Linked DNA regions of Homo sapiens: region 1 is linked to region 2. Evidence: chromatin loops called from intact Hi-C (ENCODE). Cell type or tissue: mammary epithelial cell. All regions are shown on one strand. Each heading gives the region's core, and the rest is flanking DNA. Links, peaks and the distances in the headings are about the cores only.

The links. Hi-C counts contacts between places; a loop is a spot of excess contacts. Peaks named below come from ENCODE experiments on the same cell type or tissue, not always from the same donor. Only the 100,000 strongest peaks of a DNase experiment are listed, where the experiment ranks them.
Region 1: a loop joins it to region 2, with 4 times the contacts of the local background. A loop is called at or near these places in 2 of 110 quality-filtered maps.

The regions. Positions count from the first base shown.
Region 1 is chr1:62,354,960-62,357,879 of GRCh38, reverse strand. No RefSeq gene overlaps it. Among named protein-coding and RNA genes, the nearest start is that of KANK4, 37 kb to the right of the region's middle. In mammary epithelial cell, for the core only: no CTCF peak of the experiment used is centred there; a DNase peak (open chromatin) is centred at 1,259.
Region 2 is chr1:62,293,175-62,296,094 of GRCh38, reverse strand. The region is part of intron 1 of KANK4 (KN motif and ankyrin repeat domains 4); the gene reads left to right. Among named protein-coding and RNA genes, the nearest start is that of KANK4, 25 kb to the left of the region's middle. In mammary epithelial cell, for the core only: a CTCF peak has its summit at 1,713 (motif pointing left); no DNase peak of the experiment used is centred there.

The sequences.
Region 1 (2,920 bases), core at 256-2,755, 62 kb before region 2:
ACTAATAGGCACTCAGTAATTCAGTAATGTCTTGGAATGCTGTTGAGTGAATGAAGGACTGTCTATTCCTCAGACCACTGAAGGGGCACTCCCAAGTTTAGGAACCGCACTCCACCTCGAATAGATGGTCCGCACTGCCCTTCTATGAGTGATCAGATAGGGATCTTCTAGAGAGGCTTTGACTGCTGCAAGAGGACCACTGGCTTCAAAGTCAGAAATCCTGTCTCTGTCACTTATTTCCTGTGTAATGCTGGGCAAAGTTCTTAATCCTAAATATCCTTATCTTTAAAGTGAGTATAAAAATTTCTACCTTAATCAGGAGTTATTGCCTAATGGGTACAGGGTTTTTATATGGGGTGATAAAAATGTTTTGGGAATAGACAGTGGTGAGGCCTGCACAGCATTGTGAATGTAATTACTGCCACTGAAATGTACACTTACAGATGGTTTAGAAAATTTCCTGGCTGGGGGCAGCAGCTCACAATCATAATCCCAGCACCTTGGGAGGCTGAGGTGGGAGGATTGCTCAGGTCTGGGAGTTTGAGGCTGCAGTGATCCACGGTCATGTCACTGCACTCCAGCCTGGGTGACAGAGCGAGACCCTGTCTCAAAAAAAGAAAGAAAAAAAATTTTGTAGTGTACAAGTTTGCCATATTTCTGTGTGTGCCTCATGTGAGTTTATAAAAGAATATGACAAGAGAAATCATAAAAAGGGCAAAAGGAAAAAGCCATCACAAAAGGGTGGTCTGGGATGGGGCGAACGGATAAATGACAGTGGTTGGAAGATAATAATTATATTTTCCTGGGATGCTTTGACCTGTAATCAGAATTCTTTATGGTGTCTTGGCAACATGCAGACCTCTCAGAGAAATGCCTGACACACAGAAATGGTGAAGCAGTGGTCCTCCGGCGGCCTTCAGGGCAGGATTGATAGTGCTTATGTTTGTGAACTCTCAAAAACTCTATAAATCCAGCTGGCTGAGACAGAGTTCTCTCCATCTCTCTCTGAACTAGTCATTCGACTTCAATTCAGTCAATACTCAATGGGTGCATAAATGCAATCATTAGGGCTGTTAATGAATATTTTGGTTCTCGCCTTCAGGACATAAAGTCAAATTTGACCTCCCCACTGCCTTAGCTTTGGCAAATGAAAGAAAAGCAGAAGTGATATGTGTCATATTGGATGGAAAGAATTCCCCTGCCCTTCTCCTGTTTCAGTGATTGCAGAAGCACTCAAGCTGAAGCCTCCCTCCCCTGTGTCTATGAGTCACTCTCATGAGCCATACTTGCCACCCTGCACCAGACATCTGGCATAAGTGAGGAATAAACCTCTGTGTGGAATGCTACTGAGATTCAGCATTGTTTGTTGCTGCAGCATTACCTGGCCTACCCTGACTGATGCTCTATGTGTGTTTCACCCTGGGCTAAGTGAGTTATTTCACATAGAAACTAAACTCTGGAGTTAGAGAGCCTAGGTTTCAATCCTGGTTAGCTACTTTCTTACTGTGTGATCTTAGACAAATCAGTAAACTTCTCTGTGCCTTATTTCCTATTTATTTATTTATTTATTTATTTATTTATATATATATTTTTTGAGACAGAGTCTTGCTCTGTCACCCAGGCTGGAATGCAGTGGTGCTATCTCAGCTCACTGCAACCTCCACCTCCTGGGTTCAAGTGATTCACCTATCTCAGCCTCCCAAGTAGCTGGGATTACAGGCACACCAGTACCATACCCGGCTACTTTTTGTATTTTTAGTAAAGACGAGGTTTTGCCATGTTGGCCAGGCTGGTCTCAAACTCCTGACCTCAGATGATCTCCCTGCCTCGGCCTCCCAAAGTGCTGGGATTACAGGCGTGAGCCACTTCGCCTGGCCCTTATTTCCTATATTTGTAAAACGGGGATAATAATGGCAATCGTCTCATAGGATTTTTGTGAGGATTAAACTATGTGAGTAATTAGCTCAATGCCAGGCACATAGTAAGTCATCAGAAATGTTTGATGGTCATGATGTTGATCTCATTTAACTCTCACAACAACTCTATCTAAGTGATATAGTTTGGATATGTGTCCCCGCCCAAATCTCATATCGAAATGTAATCCCTGATGTTGGAGGTGGGGCCTGGTGAGAGGTGATTGGATAATGGGGGCAGGTTTCACATGAATGTTTTAGTACCATCCCCTGGGTGTGGTCCTTGTGATAGTGAGTGAGTTCTTGTGAGATCTGATAGCACCTTCCCTGTGGCTCTGTCTTGCTCTTGCTTTCACCATGTGATATGCCTGCTACCCCTTTACCTTCCCCCGTTATTGGAAGCTTCTTGAGGCCTCCCCAATAGCAGATGCTGCTATGCCTCCTGTACAGCCTGAAGAACTGTCAGCCAATTAATCCTCTTTTCTTATGAATTACCCAGTCTCAGGTATTTATTTATAGCAATGTGAGAATGGACTAATACAGTAAAACATGAGGTTTCAGCACTGTTCCTGCAACATCACCTGGCCCCAGTCACACAAGTCATAAGATTAGGATCCAGCACTGGCTCATCAGTCCACCTCGGGGGCATACTTCTATGTCCCTGGAAGCTGGCCAGCTCCAGTGTCCAGCCACTTCTCATTCTGTCCTCATCTGCTCTCTGGATTGCTCATTCACTTACTCAACCAAATTCATGTAAAAGAGCTGTCTGGGCCGGGCGCGGTGACTCCACGTCTATAATCCCAGCACTTTGGGAGGCCGAGGCGGGAGGATCACCTGAAGTCGTGAGTTTGAGACCAGTCTGACCAACATGGAGAAGCCCCGTCTCTACTAAAAGTGTAAAATTAGCCGGGCGTGGTGGCACATGCCTGTAATCCCAGTTACTCAGGAGGTTGAGGCAGGAGAATCGCTTGACCCTGGGAGGCAGAGGTTGCAGTGAGCCAAGATCA
Region 2 (2,920 bases), core at 278-2,777:
CTCCTTAACTGCTGATTCTTTGAACACAGCCCTGAACTGAGGCTGGGCCATGAGGCAGCATCTTTATCTGGTTTACAGAGGAGTCGTGCCCAGGTTGTCCTAGGCACTGAGTAAGGATGGGTAAAGGACTTACCCAGGACAGAGTCAATACTTAATTGATGTTGGCAACTATTTTTATTGTTATGCGTTATACTTTCCCTGCAGCCAGAGGCTGCAAGCAAAGATCACCAACAGAAGTATGAGCAGTTCTCTGGCACACTTTACCACAATAAAAACTCCATTATTCCACATTTAAACTGGGGACGCTGGCCACATTCTTTTTAAAGAAACCATCAATTCCATGTCCTCCAATATCACACTGAGGACCAGTACATGAGATTTGTAAAGGAAAGCACTGGGTTAGGAGTCTCAAAAGCAGACTCTGACCTTGGCCCTGCTGTATGAGGTGGGCAGGTCATTGAGCCTCAGTTGCCCCTTTATGGGTGCAAATGTCGTCCAAGACCCTGTTTTATATTTCTCTCCTCCCAACAGTAGATAATCAGTGGACTGATTGAACATAAAGGATACCCAGGAGCACAAAAGGGGAACCTTGATTTGAAAGAGCCCATAACCTGGCTGGAAGAAAAGATGTGAGCAAGGCCAGGTGCAGTGGCTCACCCCTGTAATCCCAGCACTGTGGGAGGCCAAGGCGGGTGGATTGCCTGAGCTCAGGAGACCAGCCAGGATTGCCTGAGACCAGCCTGGGCAACATGGCGAAACCCTGTCTCTACTAAAAATACAAAAAAATTAGCCGGGCTTTGTGGCGGGCGCCTATAGTCCCTGTAGCTACTTGGGAGGCTGAGGCAGGAGAATCGCTTGAACCCGGGAGGTGAAGGTTGCAGTGAGCCAAGATGGCGCCACTGCACTCCCGCCTGGGCGACAGAGCAAAATTCCATCTCAAAAAAAAAAAAGAAAAGATGTGAGCAGAGTCACTAATAAAAGTCTGCCTATGCTATGCTCCAAATGCCCCACCATTCTGTGACACCTTTGAGCTGCTCCGTGGGGTGATATAAACCTGGGTGATATTGTCAATTTTGGCAATGCCTTTTCTTAGTAACTTTGCCCACATTAAAGCAAAACAAAACCCAGGCCACAACAATATATAACCTTCCTTTGTATTACCGGATGGAACACTGAAGGAATCCCATCTCTTTCAAGGGAAAGTTGAAGTTCAGAGAAGTTCCTGGTGCACTTCATCTCTCCTGAAGTCTCTTTGATTCATCTCTGATGATACCTGCCCTTCCTCTGGCTGGCATGCTGCCGAGGCTGGGTGGTCACCATCTTTGCTGGACCCACATCACACATGTCCGCTTCTTGTCAGACTGAACTTGCCAGAGGGTTAGGTGGGGCATTGTGAAATAATAACAGCTTTCCCGCCTGAAAAATCTGGAAACATCGCTTTCTCCACCCAGGTTCTGGGGATCACTTAGCCTCAGTTTGGTTTAAACTGATTTTCCTGAATGTGCAGCCTGTGCATATTTGAGCCAACAAAAACCTTCCTCCCAACCCAGAAGGCAGATGCAACAGCCCACGCAAGCTCTAAACTGTCTGCACCTGCAACTCGAGCTGTGGCACCCAGCTGATGCCTGCAGAGGCATCTGCTGAATTCTGGACCAGGGATGATGCTGCTCGGATGGGAGCTGCCCAAAGAGGGTGGGTGCAGGGGTGCCCCCCTGTGGAGTATTTGTGCCTACCCTTGAGAGGCTTTCGCTGAAGTGACCCAGGAGGGAGGAAGTGGAGCTGAATTCCTAGGAAACATTTACTCCAAATTGTGGTTTCCAAGCCCTCTGGACTGTAGCCCAGTTCAGGGGAGCAAAAGACTTTGTGGCCCACTGAGTCCACTCGCTCCTACTTTGCAGTGGGAGAGAATTTGGTAGTAACAAAGGATTAAAGGAGAAGAGAAAACTAATCAAAGTAATGCAGCAAATACTCAGGACAACAATCAACAGAAACTCCTAAAAGTAATTTTATAAGTAATGTAAATTAATAGAGTAGAAGCAGTTTAAAACCAAGAGATTGCCGATGCTGCGTTGTAGCCATTAAGGGTCACGGTTGCGAACACCAGAACCTGCTCTAGCAGGCCTATCTATTTATAATAGAAGAGGAATTTATTAAGGGATATGAAGTAGCTGAACATCACGCCACCATCTCCCCATAGTCACTTGCTGTAAATTCCAGTTTCAATCTTGGGGAGGTGGGTCTTCTGAGAAGGAAATAACCAAGTATAGGAAGGGTGTTCACAAAAGTGCTGGGTAGCTGAAGAAAAGCACACAACAAATGTCTTCTGCACTAATACCAAAACGCCCTTCCTGAGAATTGGAATTCCACCTCTTAGGCTGGGTGCATACACAGGAGTTTCGCTGTATTGTTTAGTGATGGATGGTGGTCACCTTTCTTTACAGAATAGAAAATGAATATTCTCAGTAAACTCTTCTAACACACTAATTTTTGTTTATTAATGCCAAGGCTTATTAACCCTCAATAACTCACATATTATGTTCCTAGTTCCTTATAAAAATGAATTCCCATGTAATACACTTGCTTGTAAGAATTGAAGAGAATACACATATTTGAGATGCATTTTTTATTCTTTTAGAAACCCTTAGTTTCTATCACTGGGCCAGGGACTCTGCTTTGAGAATTATAGATTTCAAGAATTGAGGCCGGGCATGGTGGCTCACACCTGTAATCCCAGCACTTTGGGAAGCCGAGGCCGGTAGATCATCTGAGATCAGGAGTTCGAGACCAGCCTGGCCAACATGCCAAAACCCCATCTCTACTAAAAATACAAAAAAAAAAAATTAGCGGGGTGTGGTGGTGCATGCCTGTAATCCCAGCTACTCAGGAGGCTGAGGCAGGAGAATCACTTGAACTTGGGAGG